Regions from separate parts of the Mus musculus genome. Here region 1 is linked to region 2. The links are chromatin loops, found by intact Hi-C in ENCODE. Cell type or tissue: heart. All regions are shown on one strand.

What was found. A loop is a pair of places that touch in the nucleus more often than their neighbours do. Peaks named below come from ENCODE experiments on the same cell type or tissue, not always from the same donor. Only the 100,000 strongest peaks of a DNase experiment are listed, where the experiment ranks them.
Region 1: a loop joins it to region 2, with 2.5 times the contacts of the local background. A loop is called at or near these places in 9 of 42 quality-filtered maps.

Annotation. Positions count from the first base shown.
Region 1 is chrX:135,738,013-135,746,012 of GRCm38, reverse strand. Gprasp1 (G protein-coupled receptor associated sorting protein 1) reads right to left here and starts at 3,321. Exons shown (of 11, transcript NM_026081.5): 1 at 3,035-3,321; 2 at 1,438-1,514. Armcx5 (armadillo repeat containing, X-linked 5) reads right to left here and starts at 3,321. Exons shown (of 4, transcript NM_001009575.5): 1 at 3,035-3,321; 2 at 2,399-2,450; 3 at 1,438-1,514; 4 at 1-1,094. The coding sequence starts at 836. In heart, no CTCF peak of the experiment used is centred here; a DNase peak (open chromatin) is centred at 3,332; H3K4me3 peaks cover 1,874 bases; H3K27ac peaks cover 1,342 bases.
Region 2 is chrX:135,648,016-135,656,015 of GRCm38, reverse strand. It overlaps Tcp11x2 (t-complex 11 family, X-linked 2), which reads left to right. Exons shown (of 10, transcript NM_027952.3): 10 at 891-1,318. The coding sequence ends at 1,123. Among named protein-coding and RNA genes, the nearest start is that of Prame, 24 kb to the right of the region's middle. In heart, a CTCF peak has its summit at 3,686 (motif pointing left); no DNase peak of the experiment used is centred here.

The DNA of each region.
Region 1 (8,000 bases), 90 kb before region 2:
ATAAACCTGCCCCTTAACCATGCTGCAGCTTTTTTTTTTAAAGCATAGTCGAATGTATCTGGGGGTTCAGGTTCTTCTTCAACCTTTGGTGGGGGCTGATAAACTTGAAGAGGATTTTCTTCTTTAGGCCAGAACCAGGACCCTACACTAGGCTCTTCTCCAGTCCAAAACCAGGAACACACATAATCTTCATCCTCATCAGTGGTGTTGATGACAATACTAGCTTTGTCCCCAGCCCTGGATTTGACACAGACCTCTTTAGCTTTGTCCCCAGCCCTGGATTTGACACAGACCTCTTTAGCTTTGTCTCCAGCACTGGATTTGACACAGACCTCTTTAGCTTTGTCCCCAGCCCTGGATTTGACACAGACCTCTTTCTTTATCTCAGGCTTCTGCTTAATACTGCGCTTATCAGTAGCCTTGGCAGCGCCCTTGAGAGATGCCTCAATTCCAGTGTCAATCTTGACTTCAGACTTGGTTACAGTAATGACCACAGATGTAGGCAGAGCATCTGACTTGGTGTGAGGCACTAAAGCAGGCCCTGCCGGGAGTTCTGTCTTAGCCTGAGCCATGACTCTAGCATTAGTCTTATCTTTCTTTTTTTTTACTTTCCAGGTCACAGTCTTGGGCTCAGTGGAAATGGCTGGCTGTGTCCTGGCCACTGCTTCATCCCTAGCCTCAGCCTGGTTCCCCCATTCTTCTTTTGGTTCTGCCTTAACGGCTTTAGTGGTCTGATTCTTGGCTTTTCCTTTAGCATTGGCAGGGCTATTGGTTCCAGGTTTTGAGGAAGCCCCAGACTCTTCTCTAGCTTTCCTTTTAGTTTTAGAGCCAATCATGGTTCGAGAGAAAGGCAAAGCTTAATATAAATATGCCCCTGTCTCAGCCTTGCCCGAAAGTCAGCCCCAAGTAGGTGTTTTCATATAAAGTCCAGTAGTCATTCAGCCCCTTTCCAACTACAGTTTCTGCCAATCATATAGACAGCATGTTGAGGAAGCTCACTCAAGATAAAGGATAGCTGTGCTGGGGCGCAGGCCTGTGGAGGGTGGTGGTCTTCAGCCACTCCAAGGCCATCAGATCTGTCACTGAAGTTGGACCTAGGGGTGGAGGAAGGAAATGGGGCTTTAAGTCTCTTCCAATTTGCTTTCTTCTCATGCTGATAAGCACAGAGACATAGTTAAGTATGGAAATTCAGTGCTCTATGGGGAAGAAGGAGACAAGGAGCCAACTCCTCCTTTCAGTTCACCCACTGTCTATACCTTCATGTGCTACCAATTTGTCTTTGCAGACACCAATAAGGGCAGAAAGAATAGGAAAGCTGGATGGACACGAGAGGCTGCAAAATTCCGAGGCTATCTGCTGACCTAGGCTGGAGCCAACCAAATCTTTACTGTTCCATACTATAGGTCTTACTCGAGGAGTCCCCACGTTCATACTAACCTGCGCTCTTGCCAAGGGATTGTTTCCTCCTTTCTCTGTTTCCACTGGCGACAAGCCCTGCAGCAGATCTGGCAAACCTATAGATAGATAAAGAGGACAGAGAAACTCAGCTCTTGGGATACAGACCTTGGTTCCTGGCCCTTATTCTTGCCTTCTCAGAGAAGCTTGTCTAGCTTTTCCCTTCCTGGTCTTCCTCTCCTTCCATTAACCAGCTTCAAAGCTGTTCCTCCTCCTCTTCCTCCTCCTCCCTTGGGGCCCTCCATTGTCTTCTTGAGTGACTGTTTCGGTAATCCCTTAGTTGAAAAATCGGTTGATAATGAAGTGTTAGAGCAGGACAGGAAAGAGGGGATTAAAGGAAGATGTTCCCATCCTGCATCTATCTCTAGAGTTAGACCAAGACTCCTAAGTGAATCCACAGACCAGCTAGAGGTCATCGAGAAACTGACAAAACAGAAGGGTGTGACATTCTAGTCTCAGTGATCCTTGTCTGTCTTCACACTAATCCTCGAATCTGGACAATTGCCTTCTCATTATCTCCTAGCTTCACATTCAGTTATTTTACAAACATTCACAACAGCCAAGTTATACAACCCTCCGGATGTGTCTATCAATGGAAATCCACAAACATGAGAACAGCACTACTGAGTATAATTTAGGAAACAGTAATTACGGAATAAATGCTTGCTGGATACAGATACTTGTTTGGTAAAGAATTCTCTGATTCCCTTTCTTTTTGTCATCCCCCCATGACACCCCCAAATCTCCACGTTCCTCTGCTATATTCTTAAAGCCTGATCATTTCCATGAAGGGACAACTAAATCATCTCTGCACAGTTGGTCGTACTGGTAGCAGTAGGGATGAAACGCCTGACAATAACAGGAAGCTGGGGAAATAATGAAAAGTATCATTTTCAATTTTCTTACACATTCTTATGATTATCCCCCACCCACCCACACAAACCTATCACATTCTGCAACATAGTTGGGGTAACGCGGAGGGCATTTCTGGAAGGCTGGAAAAGAGGAGATGTAGAAATTATTCTAGAACCCTACCTAGTCTTGCAGCTTTCTCCCACAGTACAGAAATCAGGTCAGTTTTGTTTATCTTCTCCCCTCCCCTTTTGATCTGCCGCCCTGAAACGTGGAGAAATGCAAACTTGGCACAAAATCTATCCACACAAATGAATGTGTGATAGCCCCAAATCAAATGAAATCGCACTGAGTAAGATATGGTTAATTAATGGTCAGATAAGAATGTGCAATCTTCGAATACACCCAACACAAGATTTAATGTTCCCACATCTATAACCCCTTTGTGTATCTCCTTCCTGATTCTCAAGGCTCCTCAGACAACTGCGTTCATCAGTGGTGGTAGTCCTTTCTCTGACAAGTACGCCATCTCCCCAGTAGATGATGCCATTGCATCCATCTCCCTTCCCAAACGTGATGAAGCGAGTTTCTGGAAACGTAGATAGCTTTTTCTCATCCTCCCTAGTCTGTCTTCCCAACACTCGCCCCCTAAAATCAGGTCACCAATCCCGCACCAATCATGGAACCCGCAACCACAACCCCAAGCAATGCCCTCCTTCTTACTGACCTGTTCTGCTTGAATCCAAGGCAGTTTTCTTAGGTGCGTTCTCTCCGGCGGCGCCTTCCCACACAGAAAGGAGGCAGGCAAACGCCGTCGGCAGTCCGCCGCAGGGAGCAGAGGCAATGGCGGCGACTGTAATTTAGGGGCTTGCCGGGAGCTTGGGATGTAGGACAAGATGAAGGGCCATGACTAGCAAATTACTGTCACCTTTCGGTACCCACTCCTCTCTCCGGTCCCTCACGAAGCGACTACATAGCTACCTACATCCGCCGGGACGCACTAGGCGCGGCTACGTCATTACGGAGGCCCGCAGAGGGAGGAGCTAGAGTTATTTAAGGAGTTCCGGCTTAGGGAAGCGGAGTGATACTACTGTGGCGCACACTGCGACACTTAGGTTCTGATCCCGAACTAGGGAAAACCGCGCCAAGCACCCGCAAGCAGGCGATTACCAAATGTCGGTTTTAGCTTCCTTCTTAGACATGTCTTTCCATTTCGAAATGCATGCGGTTTTCACGCTGTGGCGTCAGAAGAAAAAGCGGCCGCCTTACCGGGCGGAAGGATAGCAAAGAATTCTAGTGTTTTTACACGTTCCTCACTAAACCCACCGCCCACTGAAGTGAGCTGGTTAGGTAGGGGAGGGGCTCAAGGTAGAAACGATGCTGGGGGTGGGGCGGTTCTCAACGCTGAAATTACAAATAAAAATTCTCATTTATTCCAACAAATTCTAAACTGTTCCTTCTACAAGCAAAATCCGCCAGTGATGCACCTGTAAGGGCTTGTTTGCATAAAATTCTTGCTGCAGCGGCAGAACCTATGGAAAACTGCTCTGCTGCCAGACCGTTTTTGTTTTGTTTTGTTTTGTTTTTCAATCTCCCTTTTTATGTTTCCTGTTGCCACCCCTTGAAATCTTTTGCTCTTATTGTCCGGCATGTTTCTTGTTTTGAAATAGTTTTAGATAACATGAAGTAAGGATAGAGGAAAAACAGGGAGAAAAAGAACTGTGCAGACGAGTTCTACTCCAGGATGACCTCACTACCATAAGGTGCAGTGGCTTGGATTTAATCTAGGCACTGGGAAAACAAGAATCTTCTTACTGACAAGACATAATACCAAAGTATCTTTGTACCCGTGGACCAACACCAGTCCCTGCTCTGTGGATTTCTCCGGGCTTGTTCCCTCACGTTTCTTGCCCCCTAAATCTCTGACTATATAAGTCCTTGCATCTTGAATGCTGGGCCTCATGTTTGTATTATCTATTTGAACATAAATTTAATTAAAATAAGCCTTAGAATCAGAAAGTGTTTCTAACATGTATACCACTTAGAAATGTCCCAGCCCATCAGTCCTGTATGCCTCAACTCTAAGCTGAGCTATGACATTAGTAGATTATGATGAGAGACATTTTTCCTGTTTCAGGGATGTTTGTAATTTTGAAATTGCCTTAATAAAAGTGCATGGTTTCCCCTCAGTCCCAGTCTACATTATCAGAAAACCTGATAATGTCATGAGGCAGGAGGTTAACTTTTGGAAGGAATAACCAGCCTATAAGGAACAATACTAGGTGGTGATGGTCAGTCCAGACAGACCATCTTCATGACCCAGGACACAAGATGAAAATAGTTTTGGTGGGAGGCTCAATAAAACATAATTGTAAAAAATAGGTGGTAGTGGTCCCTCCAGATGGGCCAGCCCAGGGCCCTAAAAACAGTTAAAGAGAGAGAGATAGAGAGAGGGAGAGAGAAGAGAAGAGAAGAGAAGAGGAGAGAAGGAAAGAAAAGAGAAAAAGGAAGGAAGAAAGAAAGGAAGGAAGGAAGGAAGGAAGAAAGAAAGAAAGAAAGAAAGAAAGAAAGAAAGAGGGACATCTGGGTTCTTTCCAGCTTCTGGCTATTATAAATAAGGCTGGTATTAACTTAGGCAAATGGATGGACTGGAGGGCATCATCCTGAGTAAGGTAACCTAATCACAAAAGAACACACATGATATGCACTCATTGATAAGTGGATATTAGCCCAGAAACTTAGACTATCCAAGATACAATTTGCAAAACACAAGAAAATCAAGAAGAAAGAAGACCAACATGTGGATACTTTATTCCTCCTTAGAATAGGGAACAAAATACCCATGGAAGGAGTTACAGAGACAAGTTCCAAAGCTGAGACGGAAGGAAAGACCATCCAGAGACTGCCCCACCCAGGGATCCATCCCATAAACAACCACCAAACCCAGACACTATTGCATATGCCAGAAAGATTTTGCTGAAAGGACCCTGATATAGCTGTCTCTTGTGAGACTATGATGGGGCCTAGCAAATACAGAAGTGGATGCTCAGAGTCAGCTATTGGATGGAACACAGGGACCCCAATGAATGAGCTAGAAAAAGTACCCAAGGAGCTAAAGGGGTCTGCAACCCTATAGGTGGAACAACAATATGAACTAACCAGTACCCCCCAGAGCTTGTGTCTCTAGTTGGATATGTAGCAGAGGATGGCCTAGCCGGCCATCAATGGGAGGAGAGGCCCTTGGTCTTGCGAAGATCATATGCCCCAGTACAGTACCAGGAATAGTACCAGGAAGCAGGAGTGGGTGGGTAGGGGAGCAGGGTGGGGGGAAGATATAGGGGACTTTTGGGATAGCATTTGAAATGTAAATGAAGAAAATATCTAATAGAAAGAAAGAAAGAAAGAAAGAAAGAAAGAAAGAAAGAAAGAAAGAAAGAAAGAAAGAAAGAGAAAACAGGAAGTAGTGGTCAACTCTGGATAAATCCACTCAAACCATTTTCCAGTTTCAGGGTCTTTTTGGCTACTGGCGCATCGACAGAATGCCATTATCATTTCCCCTAGTAAGCCTTTTAACTTTAATGTATCTTTAAACCCTTAAACATATGCTGCATCTTCAATAGTGTTTGGTGCCAGTTGTTTTCTTGACAAATCCTGATGGGGATATGGGGGGAAAAAAAAGCTTATCCACCCACTGTTGGTGGAAGTGTAAACTGGTAGAACTGGTGAAACCACTATGGAAATCAGCATGGGGGTTTCTTAAAAAGTAAAAATTAGAAGCACTGTGTGACTCACTTATACCATTCCCAAGAACATTCCAAAAGAGCTCCATAATCCACCACAGAGATACTTGCATATCCATGTCCATTGTGGCTGTATTCAGAATAGCTGAGAAATGGAATCAGACCAGATTATATGTCCATGAGTATATAAATGGATAATGAATACACACACACACACACACACACACACACACACACACACACACACACCTTAGTACCAAACATCAGGTACCTTACTATGAGTTGTTGATCAAAGAAGCCTCAGTGGTTTCCAATACACCCAATTTCTATTGCTCTTGGTTATTTCCAGATCAACAACAACAACAACAACAACAACAACAAAATAGGTTCCCATGGCTAAACACATTTCAAACTTTGATATTTTGGTCGCAGATTCCAAAGAAATCAAGCTGACAGCTAGCTGGAAGGGTCCCTACTGCCTGGTTACCTTTCATAGTGCCAAAATAGGATGCTATTTGGGCTACTGGAGAAAGAAAAGCTATGAATGGTCCTAGGAAGCTGTGAACTCTGTGAACTACTTTGTTGGCATGTCAGAAAATATTTACTTAGTGTTGCAATATCAGAATGACAGCTACTTGGAAAGTGAACTGCTTTAATTGTATTTGAAACTAATTTCCCAGGAGGGAAGCCATGCCAAGTACTGGAATACTGGTCAGTACTCCATAGTTAACAAAGTCATGGGTGCAAGGGAGGAAGCTTCTTCTTCTTTTTTTTTTTTTTTTTTTTTTGGTTTTTGAGACAGGGTTTCTCTGTATAGCCCTGGCTGACCTGGAACTCACTCTTTTTTTTTTTAAGATTTATTTATTATATGTAAATACACTGTTGCTGTCTTCAGACACTCCTTACAGAAGATTGTGAGCCACCATGTGGTTGCTGGGATTTGAACTCTGGACCTTCGGAAGAGCAGTCGGGTGCTCTTACCCACTGAGCCATCTCACCAGCCCCATGGGAGGAAGCTTCTATTTCTACTGAGGAAGTTGTCTTGCTAAGTAAACACAATCACACTGATTTATGGGTATGTGTGGATTTGGTTTTGGTTTTGGTTTTAGATAAGTGTCTCACTGTGTAGATCTGGATGGTCTGAAAGTTGATATGTAGACCAGACCTGGCTACAAACTCAGAGCTGGACCTGCCTCTGTAGTGCTTGGAGTAAAGGAATAAACTACCACCTCTTCTCTAAACATTTACATTTATACCCATATGTTAGTGCTTCTCTCATCCTTGTTTAGCCTGGCAATGGTAGCAAACATCTTTAATCCCAGCATCTTGGGAGGCAGGGGCAGGTGGATCTCTGTGAGTTTGAGGCCAGGCTGGTCTACAGAGCAAGTCCAGGACAGCTAAGGCTGTTTGTTACACAGAGAAAGAAAGAAGGGATAGAAGGAGGGAGGGTGGGAGGAAGGAAGGAAGGAAGGAAGGAAGGAAGGAAGGAAGGAAGGGAAAGGAAAGGAAAGGAAAGGAAAGAAAAGAAAAGAAAAGAAAAGAAAAGAAAAGAAAAGAAAAGAAAAGAAAAGAAAAGAAAAGGAAAGAAAAGAAAAGATGAAGAGGCAGCTCTGTTTGCAGTGGGTGACAACATGGAGAGTGGTCAAAGAGCTGAAAATAACTGACAGTTGACCACTCATCTCTAAAGGAATATCTGTATTTCCCTTTCAAGGTTCCAAAGGAACATTGCAAAAATGCTATCAGAAAGAAAATAAGGCTGGTTTTTGAGATAAACTCTTTGAAACACCATCTTCTGTCTTCTGTATGTGGCATGGCTATTTCACCTATGAAGTCATAGCAGCTGTGGTTTCAGACCACTCCATTATAAATAGGCAGAGGCGTTTGGAGTAGCATAGCTGTCTGAGGAACTAACGGTGGTTAATTAGATGCAGTGGGAGAAGGAGTCATTACATT
Region 2 (8,000 bases):
AAGTCAGTGCTTTTAACTTCCAGACCCTGGCTAGTTTTCTTTTAACTTCTTATACTCTAATTTGTGTATATGGGTCTAAACTTAGTATATCAGCTTAAATATGTTCTTGGAATTTCAGGTATGATGTTTATGATGATCTTGTTAGGCAAAATACATACTAGCATCTCAATTATAAACATGTAAAAATCATTTTAAGAAATAATCCAATGACCAAAAGCCACAATTGTATTTCTGACTTCAACATTGAGTCTGTGTGTTTGTTGAGGGTATGTGCTGTGGATCAATCTCCATACCGTGCATATGCTCTCCAGGCATTTGGCTATTAAGTTACACCTCATGTCCTAGATTAACATTTTTGATAATTCATTATCTTTTGGTGTTTGATGGTATGTCTTTATTCCAAAAAGAACTGAAATAATACATACAAATGAAAAAATGAATGTCTTGGCCACTGTTTGATTGTTGTGATGATACACCACAACCAAGACAATTCTCATAAAAGAAAGCATTTAATTGGGGGACTGCTTTCCGTTTCAGGGGTATAGTCTATTATTATGACAGGGAACACGGGAGCAGGCAGGGGTAGTACTGAAGTAGCTGAAAGCAAAATCCTGATCTGCAAGCAGAGAGTCTGGGTCTTGCATGGGCTTTTAAAACCTCACACTCATATCTAGTGACATACTTCCTTCAAAAAGGCCATATCTCCTAATCCTTCTAATCTCATTAAAAAGTTCTATTACTTGGTGACTAAACATTGAAACATATGAGTTTATTGGGCCATCTTGTTCAAACCACCACAGTGAAAAAAACGTAAAGCTTTGATGAGCAGACAGTGAACTGTCAGTTTCTTCTGAAACCCATTTCTACTTTCTTTTTTCCCCCTATGACAGAACAACGGATGCATTTATTTCTTAAATGCTGTTTGATTCGTGGCATGCAAGAATCTCTTCTAGACTTCCCTGGATGCTTTCTTTTCATTGAGCCAGAGTTAGCAGAACTAGGATGGAAGTTTGTTAATCTGATGCACCACAACCAGCATGTGTTTAGCCCGTACTATGCTGAAATCCTAAAAAACATCATCTCAACACAAAATGATGAAGACGAAGAAAAGCCAATCAAATAATGCTGGTCCCAAGTCCTGGCACCAGGAATCCAAAGAGAGGTCTCATTATGTTCCTAGGATAACATCACCCATGGCCAACAACTGCAGGTGACCCTCTTCCTCATTAAGATTCAGGATGCAACTGTTAGCGGCCAACCGTACAAATTCCAAATGGCCCAATCCCCTTCATTAATAAACTCTTGAGCTGCAAGAAAACATCAGTGTCTTTTATGATGCACCTGAAGCCATGTCCCTTGTCTCTTTCCCCCAAGTATCTGAAAAAAGAACTGGGTTCTCGCTTTTCACTGCAATGGCATATCAGTTTTCAGTATGGTAGACTGGACAGGCATCAAGGCATGGAATATTCTTTTTTTTTATTATTAGGTATTTTCCTCATTTACATTTTCAATGCTATCCCAAAGGTCCCCCATACCCACCCACCCCCAATCTCCTACCCACCCACTGCCCCTTTTTGGCCCTGGTGTTCCCCTGTACTGGGGCATATAAAGTTTGCAAGTCCAATGGGCCTCTCTTTGCAGTGATGACCGACTAGGCCATCTTTTGATACATATGCAGCTAAAGACAAGAGCTCCGGGGTACTGGTTAGTTCATATTGTTGTTCCACCTATAGGGTTGCAGTTCCCTTTAGCTCCTTGGGTAATTTCTCTAGCTCCTTCATAAGGGGCCTGTGAGGTACAAAGAAAATCTATGAGACTATCTAGAATTAAGTACTTATGAAGTCAGAAGAGTACTGTGTTATGAGAAATATTAAAATGAATCGCCAACTCTCCAGCTACGCTGGACCACAGGGCTTCTGCTGAGCCATCTCTCCTGTGGAGGCCTCCAAGTTCCACTCACTACCATGCACCCCACAGTCAGCCACCATATCATAATACCCAGTACCCCGGTAGAATCAAGACCCTTAGTTAACCTATGAGATTTATGTATCAATAATATCACAATGTACAAGAAGCCAATACAATAATTTCAAAGACAATTGATAATGATAAAAGCTTTATCCAAATATTTCTAACCTTGTGAAATCATAGCTACCTGTGGCTGGAAAATACCACGTGGATACATGTCCACAGCCATCTTGGTTCTCACCCTACTCAGATATGCTCTCTTTTTCTCTGCAACTTTTAGCTCCACCTCCCCATGTCCTGTCCAATAACAGGCCTCCCACTGCCCTAATGTGATTGGACAGGGAAAATCTTGCAACAGTACTGAATTACAAAAGAGAATACAGAATCATAATTCTGCTACTGAGATGCCAAATCTTTTAAGTTCGACTCCATTTTAGAGAACCTGAACTAAGTTTGAACTCAGGTAAACTAACAGGCAGGTACCTAGCATTAATTTCCAAGTTGACCCCCAATAAAACCCAAGCCTAGCTTCAGTCTCTAGGCCAATCCCCAACAAGACCAGAGTTTCCAGGTTACAGCCTCAACAAGACCAGTGTCTCCAGGTTATTACCCCAGCAAACCTGCACCCCAGGTTATAGGTCCACTCGCTGCCTAATGACCATCAATGAGTAGGGGAGCAGAAATTAAGTTTATGATATGACTCTCAACACCAGGCAATAATGTTGAAGGCTATAGTGGCATTCCAATTAGATGCTTGCACACGTACGCCCTGCTTGCTGCTTACTATAAAGCCTTGCCCTATATTTGGGGCTTTACCACCACCAAAACCATCCTGTGTGATGGTGGTGTGTTGCGGGGGAGGGTGAGATAGATTGAATGGAATAAAGACCCTGCTGTGAGTTGCATCAGATTGGCACCTGTCTGTTTTGGGGGTAGGGGTGGGGGGATCACAAACAATCCCTGGCACAACACTTTGGTGCATTGGCCAGGAAGTTCCCCATGACGCACAGGACTACTATCTGGAGGGTCTTGAAGCTGGCACAACTTGTCTAGGTATTTGTGGGGATATTTTGTTGTTGTTGTTTTATTTTGTTTGTTTGTTTGTTTGTTTGTTTTTTCAAGGCAGGGTTTCTCTGTACAGTCCTGGCTGTCCTGGAACTCACTCTGTAGACCAGGCTGGCCTCAAAGTCAGAAATCAACCTGCCTCTGCCTCCCAAGTGCTGGGATTAAAGTCCTGCACCACCACTGCCCGGCTGTATTTGTGGTTTTATGTTTGGAACGTTGTGTTAATCTTCCTGCCTTTTCCGTCTGAGAGATGAAGTATCTGAGCTTTCTGTGTGAGATCTGCACAGCAGAATGGAAGCAAGCTTGTGTAAGATAAATGTGGAACACTTCCAGCTGTCCTGAGATGATGTATTTGTGTGGAACCTGGTGGCTTGTGTTGCCATGGTAATTCTTCTAGGCTTGTGCTGCGCTGAGGAATCTTGAGTGTCAGAAGCTTTCTATGTGGTCTCAACAGGCCAGTGCTTGCACAGTGGCGCAAAAGCTTGTGATTTGTGTGGCGGCTAATTTGTCTGAATGTTAGAAGCTTTCTGTGATTGAAACAGAGCTTTCTGTGATTACAGATGGAAACGAAAACTCGTGAAAAGATAAATGACTTATGTTGCCATGGTAATTTTTCCATGTCTGAGTCAATATTTGTGCAATACTAAGGTTGTCATGTGTCTGAGCGCCCCCTTCTGGTTGGTTCTTCTTACTACATACTTTATTTTTTTCTGGTATTGCTTTTTGCTTGCCTGCAGTCTCTGTTCACAGATTGACTGGCTCCACACCTGTCTTTTGTGACCACCACATTCGAGTTGATTCTTGTTACTACAGGCTGTATTTTTTCTGGTTTAGGTTGATTTTTGTTTCTAGTTGTGACCTTTTCTGTTCACTGATCTTAAACCGTGTCACATCATTCTGGGTACAAGGCCTTGAATTTGTTTTGGTGGACAGTTTCGATTAGGATAGACATATCTGGGAACCATGGCTACAGAGGGGGCAGGAGACATCCCGAGCCTCAGTTTGCGTGGATGTCAGCTTGGGGAGCAGAGGTATCTACCCGAATGGGAACAGGGTCTTGATTGTGTATGTATCCAGTTTCAGCTAGGATAGACATATCGGGAAGCTGTGGCTAAGGCGGGGCCAGGAGACAGCATGAGTCTGGGGTGGGCATGGGCTCAGGGGAGCCATGAGAAAAACACCAATCTCATTCTTTTCTTGTGGGTGTGCGCCATTTTCTGGTATTTCTCATTTCTGCCTGACAGACAGAAAAGGTTGGACTTGTGTTTTGGGTGTTATAGGGAGGTCTTTTACATGAGCACCACTTTCTGGTAGTTTTTTTGTTTTTGTGACAAATAGGGAGGTGTTTTTTTTTTGTAGTTTTGTATGTTGTCTTTGTGTTTCTTATTTTAAAACAACTTTGACAGATGACTTTGACAGATGACATTGACAAGTTGACTTTTTGACAAGGTGACATTGATGAGATAACTTTGACAAGATGACTTTGATGAAGTGACTTTGACTTTGCTGGACTTATTAACATGAGATAGGCTACCTCTATCACATTCTACAGGTTCCCTTCACTACAGAAGAGGCCAAGAAGCTGGTTCCTGGCCCCATAGTGTGTCCTCTCCAATATGCTTGCCTTCCCCTAACTCACCCAGATTTCAATACCATTGAAGGTAAGTGAGGCTCCTGGTGTACTGTCAGACTCAGTTGGTAGATCACAAGGTGACCACAAGATGGTTCACAAATTGGGCCAGAGTGTACAATATTAGGTAGAGAGAAAATAAAAGCCCTACAGCTTTTTTAGAGAGGCTAATGGAGGCATTTTGATAATACACCCTCATGGACTCTAAATCACCAAGGACAAAGGCAGCCATCACTCTAGCTTTATTAAGAAGGAAACACCAAATATTAAGAAAAACCTCCAGAGAGCTGAAAGATTAAGAGGAAAGAATTTGAGAGACATAATGATAGTGACAGGGAGAGTATTTAATAAAAGAGAGATTATAGAGGAAAAGTAGATGAGAGCACAGAAGCAACAGATTGGGACATAGCAAAGATCCTGTTGGCAGCCAAGACCAAACCAGAAGACCACAGAAGACACCTAAAAACAGATAGTCTTAGAAGAAGAGGATAAAGGGTGTCCTAAAGATCAAATGTGCCCTTCTCCAAGTACAGGATAACCTTAGAAATAAAAAAATGACTTCCCAGTGACAATAGAGACAAAACATGAACTCAAGATTACTTAGATGTCCTAAAAATTTGAAGTATTGAGCCTCCTATAAGACAGCCTTACTCTGTCAACTACAGGTGACCTCCCTAGACCTGGGGGATGCATGTTCAGACTCAGGGGCCTGGCATCAGCCAATGGCCAATGTGTCACCAATTGCCAGAAGCTCCCCCCTCCCTGTTTACACATCAGTGCAGCCGTGACCTCCTGGTTAAAGATGATGCCAGAAGGACTCATTACCAGCCTCTCTTCTTGAATGTCCCCAGGATAACTTTTCAGCTGCCTGACCCTGACCTTGATTGATGGGCCTCTGCGTGGATGCTCAGATGGATGCAGAGGTCACATGGTTCACCAATGGCACCAGCCTCATTCTGGATGGACAGAGGTATGCTGTGGTAGCAGTGGACTCAAACACTGAGGTAATATGTGCAGAGCTACTCCTGGCAGAAATGTCAGCCAAGAAAGCTGGACTGGAAGCTCTGACCAAGGCTTTAGAGCTGAGAAAAGACAAGAGACACAGATGGTTGGTGTGTCTTTGCTTCTGCTCATTTCCATGGGGCTATTTATAGGGAGAGAGGCATTCTGATGGCAGAAGAAAGGACTAAACTCCATCCCAGAGGGCAGCAAGACAGTCCAGTGGGTGGCCACTAGAAATTAGGCCCCTCATGACCTTGATTGCACTAGACCCAGGAGACCCCACACTCTCTGATCAGACAGAAGTTGTGATCTGGGCCAAAAACCTGCCCATGTCTCAGTGTCATAAGAGATGACAGAGGACAGCTGACTACAAACTAATTGTACCAGAGAAAATGGGTCTACACATACTGAAAAAGATCTATGGTTCTTCCCACATGGGATCCCAATGAATGCAGGACTTAGTCTGCTGGTCCCACATCAAAATTAGAGATGCCAATTTGAAAATAGTTGAAATTGTTAAAGACTGTAAGGCCTGTCAATTGACTAATGCATTTACCAATAAAAAGGACCCCAATAATCAATACTGGAGAACCAAGCCAAGAGTCTATCAGAAAATGGACGTCATAGAGATAAAACCAAGAACACTCAGATACAAATATTTTCTGGTGTTAACTTTAGCCCTGAGATTGGGTCCTAGTCAAGAGACACTGATACCCAGGGGTCACTAGAGCCTCACTAAATGGGTCCCTGTGCTACATAATTACAGTGTGGATCCATCACACATCCATTTGCAGTTGAAGACGCAGGCTAGCAGGAGGCGAATTCAGCCTCAAGACACCTTCTTATCTCCCACTGATGGGCCCCTACCCATGCATCAGGGACATCACAACGACATAGCCCTGTTACTGTTTTTATGAAGCTTCAGAAAGTTCCATGATTGGGCCTTCTAGTCACAGAGAAAGGGGTGGGTGGGGGATGAGAGGCCAATGCTTTTAAGTTCAGACTCCATTTTAGAGAACCTGACCTAAGTTTGAACTCAGGTTAACTAACAGGTTGGTACCCACCATTAGTTTCCAAGTTGTCCCCCAACAAAACCAGAGCTTAGCTCCATTCTCTAGGCCAATCTCCAACAAGACCAGAGTTTTCAGGTTACATCCTCAACAAGACCTGTGTCTCCAAGTTATTCCCCCAACAAACCTGCACCTCCACTTTACAAGACCACCCCCTGCCTAATGACCACCAATGCAGATGGGAGCAGAAGTTAAGTTTATGATATGACTCCAAGCCCCAGCCAATTATGTTAAAGTCTACAGTAGCTTTCTAATTAGATGCTTGTACAAGTACTTCCTTCTTTTTACTATAACCCCTTGCCCTGATAGACATTCAGGACTCCCCAACCACCAAGAGTCCTGCATGATGGTGGTGTGTTGGGGGCAGGAGCCCAAGATAGGTTGAATAGAATAAAGACCCTGCTCTGAGTTGCATCAGATTGGCTCCTGTGTGTGTGTGTTTATTTTGGGGTGGGGGGGAGACGGGATTTACATTCCCCTGGAAGAACACTATTATAGTTCCCTATCATTTTAAAGGATATCACCACATCCTATTTTGGTATGTGGTTTGAAGCACCAAGATAAGGAGAGTAGTATGAAAGTTGCTCTTGTCTGTTTACATTCAAGTGAGACCAAGATTTAACAACCATAGCATTTTTCTCTCTAAAGTGATCCTACAGATTGGGGTTGAAGTCCCTGACAGTGACCCACAGGTAGGAAGTCAGATCAGTTATTTACTTGTATCAATTCCATTCTTGGTCCTGTTCTTGGTAATGATGCTTTTGTTTCCATATCTCTAGGTTTAGAATATCTCATTCCTGAATGAATACTGTGAGTATTCAAAGATAGGCCAGTCCTCATGCTTTTTTTTTTTTTATCACTTCTGTTCTTGGGGTCTTAAGAGCTAATTATGATCATTGGCTAAGTTAGCACCATAAATGTTATAGGTTCACAAAGACTTTAGTTCGTTTTCTGAAATTATATTCACCTGTGATTCTCAGGCAAAGTGAAATGGACCAATAACATAGAAAACTAGAAAAAGGAGAGGCTTTGGTTTGGACTTGATTAGAATGAAGGAAGGAAAACAAAATCATACTTATGGTATATTCCAATTCAGTGAAAGAATGTTTTTATACTTTCTGAGGATGGAAAAGCTGAATGTAACTTGATTTGTTCAAGAAAAATAACAGATGGAATTTGAGTTTGTCTTAGTCCAATGGTGACCTAATTGATTTCTCCAAAAGATAGATTCCAGCTGGATGACACAACCAATTAAAATAATTAGT